Regions from separate parts of the Homo sapiens genome. Here region 1 is linked to region 2. The links are chromatin loops, found by intact Hi-C in ENCODE. Cell type or tissue: heart right ventricle. All regions are shown on one strand. Each heading gives the region's core, and the rest is flanking DNA. Links, peaks and the distances in the headings are about the cores only. Region 1 holds the start of LOC124903073 (a long non-coding RNA gene). Region 2 has its middle 260 kb from the start of LINC02820.

Evidence for each region. A loop is a pair of places that touch in the nucleus more often than their neighbours do. Peaks named below come from ENCODE experiments on the same cell type or tissue, not always from the same donor. Only the 100,000 strongest peaks of a DNase experiment are listed, where the experiment ranks them.
Region 1: a loop joins it to region 2, with 2.1 times the contacts of the local background. A loop is called at or near these places in 2 of 110 quality-filtered maps.

Annotation. Positions count from the first base shown.
Region 1 is chr12:85,699,751-85,710,216 of GRCh38, reverse strand. LOC124903073 (a long non-coding RNA gene) reads right to left here and starts at 4,252. Exons shown (of 2, transcript XR_007063576.1): 1 at 3,580-4,252; 2 at 1-2,123. In heart right ventricle, for the core only: no CTCF peak of the experiment used is centred there; no DNase peak of the experiment used is centred there.
Region 2 is chr12:85,571,019-85,581,484 of GRCh38, reverse strand. No RefSeq gene overlaps it. Among named protein-coding and RNA genes, the nearest start is that of LINC02820, 260 kb to the right of the region's middle. In heart right ventricle, for the core only: CTCF peaks have their summits at 5,397 and 5,597 (motif pointing left); a DNase peak (open chromatin) is centred at 5,624; H3K27ac peaks cover 215 bases.

The sequences.
Region 1 (10,466 bases), core at 1,065-9,064, 130 kb before region 2:
TTCTATTCCGTTTTAGTATTTTTCACTGTAACATCCAGTCATGGGTCCTAACACAGCTTCTGAGTCAGCATAGAGAAGACAAATCTTTAACTCAAGTATCTTCTTTCTACCAATTAAAGAAATATATTATTTTTCTCCCTGTAAACTCTAACAAAGGCCCCTTTTCTTCAATGACTACATGTATTAATTCATTTAAAGTCCATTTTTATCATCGCAGCATCCAGAAATACCATAGACTTCCAGAAAATGTTTGACTGTCATATCTGTGGTTGAAAATAAGTACCTTTAGTACAATGTGAGCAGAAGAGGGTAGACATATATTTAGGTTAGTATTTTTTAATTAGAAGCAATTTTGTCTCCCAAGAAACATTTGGCAATTTCAAGAGATATTTTAGATTGTCATGACTGAGTAATTGCTATTAGAACCTAGCAGAGACCAAAGATGCTGGAAAACATCTTGAAATGCACCTTATACCTTCAACAATCAGAATTATCTGGTCCAAAACAGTGATATGCTGCAGTGGAGAAATCCTAATTTAGATGATGGTTTAAGTAATATTATGTTCATAAAAATAGAAAAAAAACCCTTTTTTTATTTTTTAAAAACCTTAGTAAATTTTGTCTTAGGGAGAGGGTTATAGATGTTATCAAGCTTTGAAAAAGATTATTCTCTGAATAGCTAAAGGTTCATTAACAAATTTCCCTCTGGAAAATTGCTGGCTTCAGCTATGATTTTCTGGTGCAAATGTTACTTTACTCTCTTCATGAATAAATTTGCATTCAGTTAGAGAAATAATTCATTTGCTTTGTAATCTTGTCTATGGTATAATTATTCTACTAGGTTGATGCAAACGTAATTGCAGCTTTGGACGGTGACTTTTAAGTCATTGTAACTAGACTGAAACACATCTTTATTAATCAAAATGGGAACAATTACAATCAACACATTTTTGCCAATGAGAAATAAGTTTGTTTATTCTTGTAGTAAAAATCTGTGCTTCAGGATTTGACAAACTTTTGGAAAGCATTTTCTGCATCTTGCTGGTTGTGGAAACATTTTCCCTCCAAAAAAGTTGTCAAGATACTTTAAGAAGTGGTAGTCAGCAGGAGGCTGAGGCAGGAGTATCACTTGAACCCCAGGAGGCAGAGGTTGCAGTGAGCCGAGATTGCGCCACTGTACTCCAGCCTCGGTGACAGAGCGAGACTGTCTCAAAATAAATAAATAAATAAATAAATAAATAAATAAATAAATAAATAAATAAAAATAAAAAAGTGGTAGTTGGTTGGCAAGATGTTGGGTGAATACGGCGGATAAGGCAAAACTTCGTAGCCCAATTCATTCAACTTATGAAGTGTTGGTTGTGCCACGTGCAGTCAGGCGTTATCGCATAGAAGAATTGGGTCCTTTTTGTTGACCAATGACACGGCAGATGTTGCAGTTTTCAATGCATCTCATCAATTTGCTGAGCATAATTCTCAGATGTAATGGTTTTGCCAGACATGATTCAGAAAGCAGTAGTGGATCAGACTGGCAGCAGACCACCAACAGTAACCATGACCTTTTTCTGTGCAAATTTGGCTTTGGGAAGTGCTTTGGAGCTTCTTCTCAGCCCAACTGCTGAGCTGGTCATCGGCAGTTGTCATATAAAATCCACCTGTTGTCATACATCACAATCCAATTGAGAAACTGTTTGTTGTTGTGTAGAATAAGAGAAGGCAGCACTTCGAAAGGTTGATTTTTTTTATTTTGGCTCAGATCATGAGGCACCCACTTATCAAGCTTTCTCATCTTTCCAATTTGTTTCAAATGCCAAATAACCATGGTCGACATTGAGTTCCTTGGCGACTTCTCGTGTAGTTGTAAGAGATCGCTTCAATGATTGCTTTCAGCTGGTCATTCATTGTTAGCTTCTGATGGCTGGCCGTGATGCTCCTCATCTTCAAGGTTCTCGTCTCCTTTGCAAAACTTCTTGAACCACCACTGCACCTGTATATTCATTAGCAGTTCCTGGGCCAAATGCGTTGTTGATGTTGCAAGTTGTCTCCACTACATTATGACCCATTTTGGACTCGAATAAGAAAATTGCTCAAATTTGCTTTTTGTCTAACATCATTTCCATAGTCTAAAATAAACATAAAACAAACAGCAAGTAAAAAGTCATTAGCAGAAAAACATAAAGGAAGAAATGCTCATTAAAATGATGTATAACATAACGACATTTATTTAAGAAAGTATTCCATTTTCAAATGGCAAATTCCAACAATGCAAGAACCACAATCACTTTTGCACTCACCTAAATGCAAAAGTTCCTAGATTGGTGGGCTTCAAAAGGAAATTGGTTTTACATCAAGGGATAAGCAAAGCAACAATTTGTAGTTAAATAGACTTGTTTGGCAGAGTTCTTGCCAAACATTCTTAGAAAAATTATTGTATCTGAAAATTACTTTAATTATTTGACTATGAGGAAAAGATATGTAAGATGAATGAAAATACAAATATACACCTTTGTGTGCAATCTGCATAAAGAATCAGAGTCGCAATGTTAACTTAATATGTCCTGGGTTTTATTTCCTTGGTCTGAGCAACAGTTCCTAAAAACAATGAGAAATATATGTCCCTATTCTTATAAAACAACCTGAGACCAAAACAAAAGTTACTTTAAACCAATGATCCTCAAAGATTTTCTGATTGGCAATTGGCTGAGTTATTATTTGAAGACCTGGAATCATTAGAATGTCTGGGTTGTGATAAGGGGTTGTGGAGACCAAGGTTTTATCATACAGTTGAAGCCTCCAGGTAACAGGCTCTAAAGAGAACAGATTGTAAGTATCTCTTACCCGACTCAAAGAATCTGTTCTATCAGTCCTAAGGTCTGTGTTGGTGTTAATGGTAATGAGGCATGTTGGACTTCTCCTTCTCATGATAGCCTGAACTAGTTTTACAGGTTAACTTCTGAATGCCCTTAGCTGAGAGGAGGGTTTCATTTATATCATCGGGGCTTAGAATTTTATTTTTGGTTTACAGGGTCTTAAAATAAGTAATTAAATTAAAATGAGATTTTAGTGCAGACCCGAATCCAATATGACCACTGTCCTTATAAGGAGAGAAAATCTCTGTACAGAGAAGTACAGAGAGAAGATGATGTGTAGATAGAAGTAGAAGACAGTTATGTACAGCCAAAGAGGGAGGACTCAAAAGAAAACTGCCAATCTTTTGATCTCGGACTTCTAAGCTTCAGAATTCAGGATAATAAGTTTCTACTGTTTAAACCACTCATTCTGGGTGCTTCGTATTGCTTCCCTAGCAAACTAATACAATGTTCAAACGATACTAATCTTCCAAATGGGCTATTCTTGAATGAGTGTCATAATTTTTCAGTCTACGTAACACAGTAACTTTGAATACTTTTAAAACATTTCAATAAATTGTTGCTTCATGTTTCAGAGGCCCAATTTAGATTTTTAAATCAAGGAACACATTTTTTTTTTCAGTTCTGCAAGTTGTAACAGATACGTAGAGTTATGATACCTCTGCCATAATAAAGTTAAAGAACAGTTCCATCACTCCCCAAAATTCACCTATGACTCTTGGTAGCTGTTATGTCTTGGATGTTTATCCCCTCCAAATCTCATGTTACAATGTGATCCTCTCTGTTGGAAATGGGTCCTGGTGGGAGGCGTTTGTGTCATGGGAGCAAATCCCTCACGAACAGTTTGGTACCATCCTTACAGTAATGAGGGAGTTCTTGTTCTGTATTTTTGTGCACAAGGGCAAGTTGTTTAAAGGAGACTGGCACCTCCTCCTTCCTCTCTCTTGCTTCCTGTCTTGCCATATAACATGTTGGCTCTCCTTTGCCTTCTCCCATGATTAGAAGTTTCCTTAAGCCCTCACCAGGAGCAGGTTCCAGCACAATGCTTCCTGTGAAGCCTTTAGAACTAAAAGCCAATTAATCATTTTTATGAATTACCCAACCCCACCCAGGTATGGGTAATTTATAGGAACAAACCTCAGGTATGGGTAATTTATAGCAATTTTATAGCAACAAAAACAGACTAACCCTGTAGTCAACCACATCCCTATCCTTCTCTGTTTCTACCACTCTACTGTTCTTTCCTTATACTTTTGTTTTTCTAGGATGTCATATGAGAAACCATTCTTTGCCCATTATTTAACTCTTCCACTAAAACCAAAACCAAAACCAAACCAAACAAAAACAAAAAGATTGTATAAACTAAAGTATTTGTATTAGTCCATTTTCATACTGCTATGAAGAAATACCCAAGACTGGGTAATTTATAAAGAAAAAGAGATTTAATGGACTCACAGTTCCACGTGGCTGGGGAGGCCTCACAATCATGGTGGAAGATGAATGACAAGCAAAGGCACATCTTACATAGCTGCAGACAAGACAGTGAGTGCGGGGAACTACCCTTTATAAAAACATCAGATCTCATAAGACTTATTAACTATCACAAGAACAGCATGGAGGTAACTGCCCCCATGATTCAGTTACCTCCCACTGGGTCCCCCATGACATGTGGGGATTATGGGAACTACAATTCAAGATGAGATTTGGATGGGGACCTAGCCAAACCATGTCAGTATTAAAAACAAAAAATATGCTGAAAATTATTTACATGTTACAAATACTTATAATTACTCAGCTGTGGTTTCTATCACAATCAGTAATTGAACATTTAATTAATAATTTGCATTATTTGATCTGGAAACTGTTAGTTCTGTTGTTAGCTAATCTATAGTAGTAAGCCTACATTCAAACTGTAGCTGATTTCATATGCATATTTCAACTATAAAATTGTGATTATTTTTGAGTATTTACATACTTTTCATAAATACAATATGATGGGCAGTTTTCAATATATAGTATGATATAATGTATGATATGATATGACATGGTGTAACATAACATATACCATATAATTAATATGGATTAGTACATAATTAATACATAATCAGTATTAGTTATATATTATTTTTAAACATATGTATATATATTTTATTTAATATTCAATAAGCTATGTTGGTAGATATTAGCTCTATTTTACAAGTTAATAAAGTAGTTCTTAGAAAGGCTTAAATTGCTAAGAGGTTTACTATATTATGTGACAGAATAAGTATCAGACTAAGATGTGTCCAAGTTGAAAGCTCTTGTTCTTCATGGTGTATGAATCACATGTACTCTCTATTTTCTTAGTATTTGAGCCCTGTGAATTTTCTTATCATTTATCTTTCTAGTTACCCATCAGTGTGCTTAGGATTCCTGATAGATATAGCAGAATCCAATACACAGGATATATTCTTAGGTAAAACTTTTGAGAGAAATAAATAAAAGTCCTGTTGGAGTTTTATGGAAGCTTTATAACATCAGCATTATTGCGCCCAGGGTATTGGGCAAGGCCCTCTTTGGTGAGGGTCTTAAGCCCCACAATCAGAAAGGTGGGGGAGGACTGGGGCAGGTAAAAGGAGGGCAGAAGAAGATTGGACAGATTCTGTTTCCTGAGGACTGTTCCAAGGCCTAAAATATCCCCCATTATAACAAAAGTTTATAACAAGTGATATGAAAGTTATAAACCAGGGACTGTAGACAAAAACATATATGTGTATATATATATATGTATATACATATATGTATATATGTGTATATATATATGTATATACATATATGTATATATGTGTATATATGTATATCTCATAACTACAGAAAGCTATGTAACTCTAGATATGAGTAGGAGTATCCAGGTTAGACATACAGATTCAAAAATTGTCAAGACTCCTGTTATTGCCAAAACAGTATGTCATCACAGGAAGAAGTTCATTTTAGATCTGTCAGTAACTGAGTATAACTCTATAAACCATCTAAACCTTGGCTAAGGTTTAGAAGACTTTGCATGCAGGTTATAGCATTTCATCTGAAAATATTTACTATTTAATTGAATTTTGTCTTGAATATATGACTTTTCAATTGTTTTTTGCATTAACCTAGTTATTGTAATTATGATTATTGTAAGTTTCTTACATTTATGTTGTCTCGCACTTATGCTAAAATTCGGAAACACTTAGGAAAGCAGTTTTTAACGTGTGGTTCACAGAACTATGCAGTTCCAAAGACCCTTTTAGAGAAGTCACTGAGTCAAAGCTATTTTTTTAGCACTATTGAGACACTGTACAATTTTTCATTGACAGTAAAAAAAAGTAATGATAGGCTTGTACCTTAGCATGAATCAAAGTAGTGGCACAAAACTATATTGCTAGCCATTACATTCTTCACTGCCAGGTATCCACACGGTGGCTTCAATAAAAAATATCCCTGATTGAAACATAATAATTTTATTTGTATTAAAATTTACCCTTAAGTACGTGCTTTTTCAATTTTGTGTGATGAAATTGGAAGTATTAGTGCATACCAGAGTAACAGGGCTGCCTGAAAGAAAAGCACTTATGTGATTGAGTTAAAAGCTGAACTAAGGGCTCTCTTTCCACCCAAGAAAGATCATTTGTACTTAAAAGAACAAATGGTTGATCAACTATGGTTATTCAGATTTGAATTTTTGGAAGATATTTTCTAAAAAATGAATCAAGTTAGCTTTGCACTTTGAACAACTGAGAGTATGTGTAATCATTGACAAAATCTGAGCTTTTAACAAAAATTAGAATTCTAGAACAATGGTACCACCACTGTGATTGTGACAACTTGCCAATACTTGAAAACTTACTTGATGGGATCAGCGATGATATTAAGGAATGCGATGTTAAAATATCATATAATGTCTATTATCATTTGAAAGATCTACATAACCCACATTTTCCAAATATTCATGCCTAACGTTACAAATTCATGCATGCATCAAAAATCCATTTGCACTGCAAGATAGAGCATTGAATTTTAATCTAACAAGTGAGTATCAAAGCTTATTGATATTTTAGATTCTATGTAACGGCTAACCTTCAAAAAATTACAAATATTCAAGGCTTGACTTCATAAAAAATGAATAGTTTCAATTAGCTGAAAAACCTATTAAAATAATCCTCTTTTCCAAGTACATTTTTGTGTGAAGACCTTTTCCTTTTTTACCAAAACAACATTTTTCAACCAATTAATGTAGTGGCACACTATTAGTCAATTGTATACTGCCATAAATAACTGCCTGAGACTGGGTATTTTATAAAGGAAAGAGGTTTAATTGACTCACAGTTCAGCATGTCTGGCGAGGCTTCAGGAAACTTACAGTCATAGTAGAAGGCAAAGGTGAAGCAAGGCACCTTCTTCACAGGGCAGCAGGAAGGAGAATGAATGCAGGAGGAAGTACCAAAGACCTGTAAAGACATCAGATCTCATGAGAACTCACTCACTATCAGAGAGCAGCATGGGGGAAACCACCTCTATGATTCAGTTACCTCCACCTGGTCTCTCCCTTGACACATGGGGATTATGTGGATTATGGGGATTACAATTCAAGATGAGATTTGGGTGGGGACACAAAGCCTAAACATACCACCCACCTATCCTTTTATTGTTAAGCATTAAAGAGATTTGTAAATCTGTAAGGCAATGCCAATCTTTTCATTAAATTATTTTGCATATTTTGGAAAAGACAGTATAACTCCCCACAAAATGTGCTATTTGTGCTAACATGTAGTAGGTTTATCAATCCTGTTTGTGAATAAATAAATATTTTAAAATAAAAGATACACCTTCTAACTTCACTCTGTTGATTTCATCTCTCTCTGGTAGACATAACATACTAATTCTTACTGCCAAAGCCTCAACTGATGTTTTTCTCTTGCCCAAAGTATTTCTTATTTTCTCTGTCTGAGGAACTCTACCAGTCCTTTAAGGTTAACCTTACTTATACTTCCATGATTACTTCCTTATCCACTTTTATAGTGTACAGTTCATTTATTCAACATATCTTTATTAATCATCTACTATCCTATATTCTGAAGTAAAGCTGTGAACAAAATATAAAACTTTCTGCCCTAATAAATCTTACATACTATTAGGGAGAGACAGATTAATTTTAAAAAGATAAGTCTGTAAAATATATAATATATTCACTGACTCTAAGACTTGAGGAGAAAACTAAAGCAAGAAAGGAGTATCATGAGCATCTGGAACTGAGGGGGATTGATATTTTTGACTGGCTTGCTAGAGAAGGTGACACTGAGCAGGTGGCATTTGAGGAGAGACTTGAAAGGGCAGAGAAGGCAGGCAATGTATATAGGGGAAAAGAGTATTTCATCTGAGGGAGTAGTAGGTACACAGGTTCCACTGTGGGAACATGTTTGACTTGTGCAAGAAACAGCAAAAAGAGTCGGTGTGGGAGGAAAAGGGTAAACCAGGAAGAGAGTCACAAGGGACAGATCAAAGAGATTACTTAGGAACCCAAAACCTTATAGAAGCTTAGTGATTTGCATGGCAGTGGAAGGAGTTCAGCAGTGGATCTAACTGTGTTTTAAAAGGATAACTCCAATTTCTACATGGAAAACAGGTTACAGTGGCAAGGATAGAAACATGGATATATTTAGAAACTTTCAGCAATCCAAGGGCATCAGGGTAGAAGTAGGGAGGCTAATGAAAAGTGGGAAGTTTATGGCAATATTTTGAGGCAAATCATATTCTGTGGGATCTGTGATACGCTACCAGATGAGTAAAGATGGTGTTTTCATATAATGAACTTCAAATAATGAAGTGGGACAACTATAGCTAGAGCAGGTTGATGGGGGGTGATGCTATGGGGTAGTTGAAAGAGGAACAGGGTTAAGGGGGAAAAAGACTAAGAACCGTGTTTTGAACCAGTTAAGTTTGAGATGCATGTTAGACAGCCAAGTGTAAAAGAAACAACTGGATGAATATGTTTGCAGTTTAGGGGATAGGTACGAGTGGAAAACAAAATTTGAGACTAATCTGCATACAGTTGTTAGTAGGATATGAAACTAGATGAGACCACACAGGGAGTAAATATAAATAGAAAACTGTAAGTACAGAGACAAGGGGTCCAAGGACTGAGCCCTGGAACATTGCACTGTCTACATTTTGGGGAGATAAGGAGGAACTAGGATAATAAACTGAGATAGAACTACCCCAAAATTAAGTAGAAAACCAAGTGAGGGTAGTGTTCTAATGCAAAAAGTAAAAAAAAAAAAAAAAAAAAAAAAAAAAGGACAGTATTTTATTTCTTTTTTTTTAAAAAAAACATAAAATCCAAATATGTAATCTCAAAAATGTACACACACAGAGTATTTAGAAGGGGTGGGAAGATCTACTGTCCTCGAAGTACCTGTGCAGGAACATGCAACACAGGAAACACACATTTCATCTCCTGTTGAGTCTCCTTCCCAAAAAAGCAAAAGTGAATACCTAATTATAAAGCCCTGAAAACTATACTAGACTTGTATGTACAGCTGTGAAAATTTCAAGTCTAATATGTTTTATCCTATACTCCATATTTCATCCTTTTATAAGAGCTTATCTTAGGGCTTCTCAGCCCTGAGATACAGTAGTGAGCAAAGCAGATAACTATACCTGCCGTAATGAAGTTTATATGGAGTATATATTTCTTAAATGTGTTTTTTTCTTAAATGTGTTTTTTCCCAGCTTTACTGAAGTATACTTGGAAAATAAAAATTTTAGATATTTACTGTGTACAACTTGATATTTTCATATACATATACACTGTGGAATAATTGCCAAAAACAAACTAATTAACATATCTATCATCTCACATAGTTATGGTTGGTTTTTTTGTGGGGGATGGCAAGAACACTTAAGATCTCCTCTATTAGCAAGTTTCAGGTATATGATAGAAAAAAAAGACAATATTTTAAATAATGAAAGATTCTGGGCCAGGCGCGGTGGCTCACACCTGTAATCCCAGCACTTTGGGAGGCCGAGGCGGGTGGATCACGAGGCCAGGAGATCGAGACCATCCTGACTAACATGGTGAAACCCCATCTCTACTAAAAATACAAAAAATTAGCCGGGCATGGTGGCGGGCGCCTGTAGTCCCAGCTACTCGGGAGGCTGAGGCAGGAGAATGGCGTGAACCTGGGAGGTGGAGCTTGCAGTGAGCAGAGATTGTGCCACTGCACTCCAGCCTGGGCAACAGAGTGAGACTCTGTCTCCAAAAAAAAAAAAAAAAAAAAAAGATTCTGATGAGTCAAACAGTATAACTCAGAATTCATAAATTCATCTCTGGATTGAACAGTGCAAAAGCCAGTGTTGACACTAGTAACTAGTTTTGATGGGGTACTGGAGATGAAGCCCTGAAGCCGACTTAAGAGGAAATGTAAGCAGATAAAGTGGAGACAATGAGTATGGAAAATATCTTCATAGAAATGTTATTATAAAGACTAGTAGAAAATGGATAACATTTGCAAAGGGAATGGAGTTAAGAGGGTATATATATGTATATAATTTATTTTATTTATACAAATACATTTTATT
Region 2 (10,466 bases), core at 1,317-9,316:
TAAGTATATGGAACTTAGAATTTTAGTAAATGTTATTGCAAGAATATAAGTCTTCCACATAAAATATTATCACATTATTTTGCGAACAAAAAACCTATAAAAAGCTGTATAAAAATTGGCTTATTATTTTTTAAGATTTTCTTTTTTCTTAAATGTTTTAAGAAGTCAACCAATATTCTATTATTATAATATTGTTTATTATAAACAACAATAATATATATAAAAGATATATATATATAAAATGTATTTATGTGTAAAAAATTGTGCAAAACCAAACTGCTATCAAGGTAAATTTCAATTATTTGTCTTATAATACATGATATTTAAATATATAATTTGCTCACCTATTACAAATTTAATGTTAATTTGGGAAAGTAAGGTGGGAATTATTTTCTTATGCCAAAGTAGACAGATATAATTTTGAGAGGGGCAGGAAATGTACTTGCTCTCCCCATTGTGTAGAAATTATCCTTTTTATAAGGAACGGTTTTGGCAGCTGTGTGCATGTGGCCATGTAGATTGATCTGTGCTTCCTCAGCAAATCAAAACAAAAGGAAAGCACATTTTAGCTATCAGGCTGTAGATAATTGAAATTAAAATTGTGAAACAAATTGTTTTTGACAAAAGAGTTTCCTCCTCAGAACTGAATATCAAAATGTGGTTTCCATTTTTTCCACTCACATGGCACAGCTTCCACTGTGGGTGACGTCCAAGATCCTGATTCAGGATGTGGACTAGGAGGGTCCAGGTCACGGTGACAGCAACCAAGGTTGTTGGATTTATTAATGTATTACTCATCTTGCTAAAACAAGGTTTAAAATAAACAGTCATATAGCATTGTCTTACCTTCTATTTCATTATTTTAATTTTAGTTTAATTACATAATCTAATTTGATTGAAGAAAATTAATTATAGTTAAAAAGTAGTTATACCTTGCATTTATGTAGAAAAAGAAAAGAAACAAACAACAACAACAACAACAAAATAGATCCCTGAAAGCTCTGGGGAACCTATGTTTTAGGAAAAGCTCAACTTCCAAAATTTGACAATCTTTAATTGAAATGTACCTCTAAACATAGTGTGATAAACAAGTCTTTAGAACTATATGACAATCAGGGCTGTGCTCTAGTTTCTAGCTTCTCTGCTCCAAAACAGTTTTTTATAGTCAAGCTTATTTATCTTTAAACCACCATTAGATTGAAATAGATCAATAAAAGAATTCTCTGGAGTCCAATGAGGAATTGCTTTAATCATGAAACATTACTCAAAAGCAAAAAAAAAAAAAAAGTTAAGAGCTGTGTATATACAATTATTTTTATCTTTAGACTATCAGGAGATTAAAATTGGTTAATAAAATAGCTGTCTGGTGCTCAAAGGGAGATTTATATAATCAGAAAATACTATATGAAAGCAAAAATGATGAAAGCAAACTATTAGTTGTTTAAAACAGAAATTGATGCCCATCAATCAAGGTAAGACATACACAGTTTCTTCAGATTCACTAGTTTTACATGCACTTATTCATGTGTGTGTGTATTGTGTATTTAGTTCTTGCAATTCTATTACATGTGAAGATTTGTATAACATAATCAAAATTAAAAACTGTTCGGCTGGGCACAGTGGCTCACGCCTGTAATCCCAGCACTTTGGAAGGCCGAGGCAGGCGGATCAAGAGGTCGGGAGATCGAGACCATGATGGTGAAACCCTGAAACTCCGTCTCTACTAAAAATATAAAAAAAGAAAAAAAATTAGCCGGGTGTGGTGGCGGGCACCTGTAGTCCCAGCTACTCGGGAGGCCAAGGCAAGAGAATGGCGTGAACCCGGGAGGCAGAGCTTGCAGTGAGCCAAGATTGTGCCACTGCACCCTAGCCTGGGCGACAGAGCGAAACTCCGTCTCCAAAAAAAAAAAAAAAAACTGTTCTAGCACTACAAAGATCTTCCTCATACTACCCCTAGTAACCATCCCCCCTTCCCACTATTCCCTGAAAAATTTCTTCATTGATGACAACTGAAACATCATTCTGCTACCAAAATCATAAGGTTTTTAAAAAGGATTGATATAACCTTCCAGTATATAGTTTTCATTGCAGTTTTTTCAGTGTCAACAAAACACTTCTCTGCTCACTGTAAACATGTATATTATAGGAAAATGCAGAGTTGTAGTTAATTGACATCCTATGATACACACTATTATAGAAGATTTGGGGTAAGATAAATACATGATACAGACATACAGCTGTCTCTAAGGCCATGACATGGATTTGGAAAGGCTTAGAGCATTGTAAGCCATTTTATGGATTTTACTTTTAGTCTGAGTGTAAGGGTGGCTATTGCAAAATTTTGAGCAAACAGCAATCTGGTTTTATTTATGCTTTAATAGGACTATACTGACTGCTGTGTTAAGACTGTAAGCAGAGGCTACAAGCATTCAGTAAGATAGGGAAGCAAGGTGGTAGCTGTGGATGTGATGAGAAATTATTAGCAACTGTATTTGTCTATATTTTGGAATAAAAGTAAATATTTCCTAACCAATCATGTGTAGAGTATGACAGAAAGAAAGGAGACAAAGAGCACAATGATACCTTAGGATAAGCCCTGGAACAAGGAGGTTGCCTTTCATAGAGAAAAGGTGAAATGGGCTGGGGGAGGGAGGAGAGTAAGAAATTATGACTTACTCTTTTTGGAAATCAATGCATGCACTGAAAGCGATTATTCAGCTTTCAATGTATGCATTGCATTGCTTACTAGAAACCATTGCAGTAGGTCTTTTTTATTTATTCATTTACTTATTTTGGGGGGACGAAATTTCACTCTTGTTGCCCAGGCTGGAGTGCAATGGCGTGATCTCGGCTCACTGTAACCTCCACCTCCCAGGTAGCTGGGATTACAGGCACACACCACCATGCCTGGTTAATTTTTTTGTATTTCTAGTAAAGACGGGGTTTTGCTATGTTGGCCAGGCTGATCTCGAACTCCTGATCTCAGGTTATCCTCCCACCTCAGCCTCCCAAAGTGCTGGGATTACAGGCATGAGCCACAGTGCCTGGCCTGTCTTGATTCTTATTTACTATTATTTATTATTTCTCTAGTTCTCTTCTTTTCTGCTACATCATCTGTTTATTCATTTGCCCAGTTGCTCTTCATTGTTTGCAAGGTTCAATATAAAAATATGCAAAAAGGATTTAAGGTCCAGGATAATTTTCTTATCCTCTAGAGTAGGTTGATTTTTCTTTATGCAAGTGTCTAGGGCTATCAATAGACCAGAGTGACCTTCATATTATCAAGAATTTAAATTAGAAGTTGCAAATATATTTTCCCCTTATTTGAGGGGTGTAGATCATCAGAATCCTAATTAAAACTGTTGGTGAATTACCAATGTCTCTTAGCAAAATTTGAACCCAATTTTTATTTTCATTTCTATGAATTTTCCAAAAACTCTCAACAACTTCTTGATCTCACCAACCACTTCTTCCTGAATTGGCAGATACTCCTAAAGGAAAAAATTGAGCTAAATACCAGGTTCATGTTTCTCTAAGTTTCATTTTCTTTTATTTTGGAATTTGGTCCTATAATTGTCTTCCTAGCACTCCAAATGCACATGTGTGCACATGCACAGACACATACGCAGATACACACTTTCTTAATCTACCTTACTGAGAGGGTTGAACCGAATTACAATTGCCACTAAAAGAAGCAGGACTCCTGGGCCATTAAATATTTTTTTTACATGTAAATCCATATTTTATACCTAATAATAAGAAAGTGAAAAGGTAAAAGTTTAAGAAGTGAATAAACAAAGGTGCTTTTATATTAAAAAAAAAACAAAAAACACTGTTTACAATCCTACTCTAGGTGGTGGGATATAGTAAGAAACGGATAGATTGCCAAGACACCTGCTATTCTGGAACTGACATTCTAGTAGGGGAAGACAGGAAAGGACCAAAAAAGAAAAAAACAAAAAACAGATATCACAAATGCTAGCATGGATTTTAAGGAGGCTCCTGTAACACAGAGCAGGCAGCAGATACTCTATATTGAATGGTCTGAAAAGGACAGTCTAGGGACAGGACACTGAATCCAAGAAATGAAAGACAAGAAGAAGGAAGCTATATGACAATCTGGCAAAGTGGCATATGTCTGAGGAATAAGAAGGGGCAAATGCACCTGTACTGTATGGATCACAGGAGAGAATTATAGAAGACTTTGTGAGATCAAGTGAGGATAAAGTGATATAGAGCCCGGAGACCAAGATAAGAAATGTGATAAATTAAAAATATGCCTGCCTTGGTTTATCTAATACACCCAACCTCCAACCACATAATGAGGAGAACAAGTAAGCTGAACTCTTGCCTCTTGGAAAATCATCAAATATATATTAGGAAAGGCCTTTTTTATATCTTTCTTCTAAAATATCTCTTATTTCTTCTTGTAATGACTTTTGAGTTTTTTGTTTGTTTGTTTTGCTTTTGTTTTTTTGAGATGGAGTCTCAGTTTGTCACCCAGGCCAGAGTTCAGTGGTGTGATCTTGACTCACTGCAACCTCCAAGTCCCAGGTTCAAGAGAACCTCCCACCTCAGCCTCCTGAGTAGCTGAGTTTACAGGCACCTGCCACCCCATCCAGCTAATTTTTTTGTATTTTTAGTAGAGACAGAGTTATACCATGTTGGCCAGGCTGGTCTCGAACTCCTGACCTCAAGTGATCTGCCCACATTGGCCTCCCAAAGTGCTGGGATTAAAGGTGTGAGCCACCGCACCTGGCCCCTTTTAATGACTTTTAAACCGATATGTTATCAGGCTAAACCAGTGGGTTGATGATGCACATTTATTATTTTTTTTCTCTCTTGGAATCAAAATAAAATGAGATAAAATGAAACAGCGTAAACCTAGAAGTAACAAATCACCATTTTATAATCTCCAAAGTAATCATTGATTTAGGCAAGATCATTAATGCATAAAAATGTTAAAAGTAAATGCAAATTTAAAAATGTAGTTCTGCATTAGAGAGTTAATAGCCATCCTTACTTGATGTCCATGATATAGCAAGAATTCCATTTTCCAGATCCTGCAAATATGTTAGTGACAGCTTAATGTCCCATGAGGACTCTTGAGGATCATGAGAAACTACACTAAAACATGACATATGATCTCATTTCCTGTGTGCCACTGTATTTGCCACATATATATATATATATATATATATATATATATATATATATATATTTGACAAATTCAACTAGGACATTTATTTCATTTCATCTTAGAGTTCTCCCTTTCTCTCTTTCTCTCTCTGTTTGTGTGCATGTTTGATCACTTCTTCCAACCCAATTGCATATATAAAACATTCCTCAAGTCATACCACTTTTGTAATACATAGTTTTAGAAAACTCAAATTAAAAAAAAAACACAGATATTCTATGTCACAATGGCCAGTAATAATAAAGGCAAAACATTAATATTAAATGCACGGTTGTAATGACAGACAAGAAACATTCAATGACTAGGACTAGACTATACATCTAGAAAAATGGGTGGTCCAGGAGTACAGCTATGTAATCCAGACCTGTTCAGGAAGTGTTTGAGGTTTGGTGCCATCTCGTGGCACTTTTCTGCTATGGCCTAAATATCAGTGGAGATGATCCTGGGTCCTTATGTTGAGGACTACTGCTATCTTGTGCTTTGTATAACATCTAGAGTGTTGGAAGGCTTTTCTCAGCATGGTTGCTTTGAGCAGCCCTGCATAGGGACGACTCAGAAAGGGTCTTTGTCCATGTTCCTAGTGTTATCTCAGCAGTTTACTGCTGTTGCTTATTATTTCATGCAGGCCTTATGGTAGGAGCCGGGAAATTTCTCAGTTCTCTTATTCCAGCCTCAGTCTTAGGTAAGCCCTGTACACTTACCCTTCCAGGATGGGGCTTTCTGAGCATTCCTTATATCTCCCAGCAACTCACCCTTCCCAATCCCCTGCCGACCAGAACTCTGCCTTGTAAGGATGAGGAGGGTCTAGGCCAAGAGTGCATTTCCTGTCTGTCCCCAGTAGCTTTGCTTTGTATTACTGCAAAAATATAAAACCCTGAGCATTCTTGCCTCTGCCTAGAGTCTGGATTTCATGTCTGTTCTCCAGCAGCACCATTTGAATACTGTAGTCTCATTTGCATACCTGCACCACTGACACAGGGGGTGGAGCTTGTCAGGTTCTTTTCTCTGATCCCAGTCTTTCTCACATGCACCCAGTGGAGGCCCATGTTAAAAGGCTGGTAAGAAAGTGCTGAGGTACCTCATGTTTGAAGTTTCGAGAAATTCTAAATTCTCATGATTTCCCAAATTTAATCTTCAAAAATTCATTAACATTTTAGACGTTTCCCTCTTAGCATGTTTATGTCAGCTGCTTCTTCCTCTCACACTCTGCTAAAGGAAAAATAGTTGGCATGTACACCATCTTTTTGGAGGGGACTGTCACCCTTTTGGAATTCAGTTCACCTAGTTGTCTTTCAACCTCAATTCTCTGATGAGCTCAGAAAAGTTATAATTTCTTAGATTATACTTTCTCTTTTTCCTTTCTTCTATTTTCTTTTTTTGATATTAGAGTAGTAGTGACATTGTCCTGTGTCTTGAGATTTTCTACATCCTAAGTGGAAGTAGAGCTCACACTAATCATATTAAACAATAATTATATAAATGTCAGTTTCACTTCCATAGATCTCTTGTAGACAAGGCATTTTTATATTCCCAATGCCTAGTGATATTTATTTATTATATTGTTGTAGTGGATTGTCCACATGTCTGTCTCTCTAACTAGATTACAAACACGTCTGAAGCAGTGACTGTGTCTCACACATTATTGTAATAATAATAGAGCTTATATTTACAGAGAGCTTGCTATAAATGTGGTCTACTCTGTTATAAACGCTTCATATTTACAATCTCATTTAGCATCATCACCAACTTTATAACGTAGGCATTATCATTCTAACCTTAAGTTCAGTAAGCAAACACAGACAGGGCAGGGCAAGGTATATAGGCATGTGACCTCTACAGTAAAAAGTATAGGGCATTACTCTGAGAAGGGCCCCACACTTAGTTTTAAACTCCCACAACACAAATTTACCTATGTAGCAAAACTGCACTTGTACCCTTGAACTTAAAGTATGAGTTTTAAAAGAAGAAATATCAATAATACATTTTTTAAAAAGAATCTGCTATTGCCACCTAGAAATTCCTAATACTTTTATTTTTGAATTACAAGTAAAGTCTATGAGATATAGAGCAAGCCAGTAAGTGGTGGAGATTGGCCTCAGGATGTCCATGCAAGTGCAGGCTCAGGATTTTGAGCCTTAGGCTTTAAGCAATTGGCCTGGTGCCCCATCACACAGGTATAGGCTTCAGCCAGTTCAGGGGGTATTCTGGGGTCCCAAGAAAACCAGGTGGCACCTGGGTCCAGATTAGGAGCCATGGTGAGATGCAGTAGAGATGGCAGTAGTGGTTCTAGCCACAAGAGAGAAGTGAGGCTCCATATATCAGCAGCACTAGGCTCCATGGAGAGAGTATGGCTGGATCGTCCATCCCCAGAGCCCATCCTTGTGGCTTGTGCACAAATATTAACTCTCTAAACCGAGGGCTGGACAAGAACTGTTAATGCACAGGCAATATACTATGTCAGCAAATAATTAAAAAATAAAACTTACACATAAATGTTGTAATAAAACGTACCAGGAAGTGGCTAAAATTCTTCAAAGTGTTTGGAATATCCAGTTTTGAAAACTGCTGCAATATTGGAAAGCAGATATCAACAGTCTTAAAAATAAAAATTAAATTTAAAGATCACCATATTGAACAGAAAAGAACATGATTTCCATATGAATCTTCAAATAAACTAAATTCTCAGGATAACTTACATTTAATCTTTAAAAATTCATTAAAATTTCAGATGTTTTCTTCTTAGTATGTTTGTCAGCTGCTTTTTCCTCTCATACTCTCCTAAAGGAAAAATAGTTTGCATGTCCACTATCTTTTTGGAATAAAGATAACTTTAAAATTAATAAGAAAAGCAACTCTAAAATTAAATTTTCTCTCCTAATTGAAGATACGAAGATAAAATGCATTACCAGGCATTTTGAACTTTATATATATATATATATATAATGAATCCATTTTTAGTTTCTTAAATTGATTCTACAAGTTACAGGGAATTTCTGAAGAAGTGTTAAAATAATATTGTGTAAGTTTAAATTTAAAACTAAACTCAGAATACATAAAATAGATTTGTATTGAGTCATAAATACTCTACATAGCTTTAGTAGTTTACCAAAAATATTCTTCTCAAAATAGAAAATTATTTGTGGCGTTGCATTTCTCAAGAGCAATTGATGTCACTTTCACACATATTTTTAGAAAATTTAAGTATAAGTTTTGATGACTTAATAAACAAATTTGCAGAAGTGATCCAGAAAAATCTTATGATTAATCAAGATACCACATTAATAAAGTATTAAAAGATATTGACATTTTCAATGATATAGAATCCTGGTGAGTGAATATGTTCCCTGATATCCCTAGATACAAAGACAAATCTCAATCTTTAAAACTTTGATTCTGTTCAATTTAAATCTGTTTTTCAATATTTTGTTTATCTTTCACTATTTGTTATATTACATAAATTTATGACACCAAAATGTTTTTCGTTTGTAAATTTATGTTTTTATTCATGTATCATGGTTCTCTATTACATTTTATAATTAATAAATTTTTAAAAACTGTTTAATTTTTAGTTACATTTAATGTCACTTTTTTCCTGCATTTCTTATGAGGTAACCCACATCATCCTATTGCAGTAGGCCTCACAAATTTTGCAGCTAGTAAAGCACATAGACAAAGTAAATTGCATAAAAACTCATAGCTAGCAAATAAAGCAGTCAGTATTTCAACTCAGAAAGTCTGGCCCCAAATCTCTTAATCACTAGGCTATGTATACAATTTCTACATTAAGGAATCAAAGCCCATGAGGGCAAACGGAGTGTAGGACATGATCAATAAGTAATAATCCAGGTAGAAGGGAGGACTATGTCTCATTGGACAATGCCGGTATGGTCTCCTGGAGCTGTTGATTTCAAAAGTTGCTGTTACCGTGAAGAACCAGATGATATTAATAAGCACAAGATAATACAATTTTAAAGAACTTGCATTAGTTTGTTAGAGCTGCTTTAGCAAAGTTCCACAACTTGGATGACTTAACCAAGAGAAATGTACTTTTTCATAGTTCTGAAGATTAGGAGCCAGAGAAAAGGTAAAGGCAGGGTCAGTTTCTTCTGAGGGCTGTGAGGGAGGTATCTGTTAAACTGCTCTTTTCTTGGCTTATACATGGATGTCTTCTCTCAGCGTCTTCACATTTTTTTTCTGTATACATCTCTGTGTCCAAATTTTCCCTTTTTAAATAGATATCAATCATATTGTATTAGGGGACACCTTAATGACCTTATTTTAACTTGATAACCTCTATAAAGACTCTAAGTACCATTGTGAGGTACAAAGGAGTGAGGACTTCAATATATGAATTTGGGCGGACACAGTTCAACCCATAACAATGCTATATGTTTTAAAGTGTTTTCACAGTGTGCTTTTATTTTTGCTTAGAGTAGGACTAAATGAAATGAAGAACTACAAAGGAAAATATAATAATTTCTACATTGAATAAAAAGACACTGATGTCTTCAATTATATGGAGTGACGGTGAATATGTTTCTTAATGTCCCTAGATGTTAAGACATATTTCAATCTTTAGGACATTGATTCTGTTCAATTTAAATCTATTTTTCAGTATACCACTAATGTTAATCAAATTCAGTATTTTGTAACAATAGCATGTCCTCCACTAGAAAAATAATTTAAAAATTAAATTCCATTGCAGAAGATTGCCTTGGGTACAAAAAAAGGCAACACTAAAAATTGGGGGTAAAATATGCATATTTTTCTGAATATGTACATTTTGTATGTACATATATATGTCTCTCTCTCTCTCGAAAATTATGGAATAGTAAGAGAAATGTTATCACTGAAAACAAATTGCCAGCAACTAAGATAGATTGAGGAACAATAAATATTCAAGAACAGCTATATTTTATTATTTTAAAAATCAGAAAAAGAAAAATATAAAGTTTTCTTAAAGTAGGAAAAAACAGCATTTTTTTCAGAATATCTTCAGTAAGCAGCCACTTTCTAGAGCTGTAAACCGTGAAGACAGATCATAGTGTTCAGCTGTGTAAACTAAGACACAGATAAGGAGATCCAGTAGGTTGTAAAAGTAACAATACTCATCACTTACTGTCTTTTATATTTTATATCATACTTGCACTGTTATATAATTTCTAGGGACTTTCAGAGGAATTGTAGTAGCTACAATGAATTATTTATCTGCACATGAACACAAAACAAAAAAAAAATGGAGTTAGTCCATGTTCCCAAATACGCATTC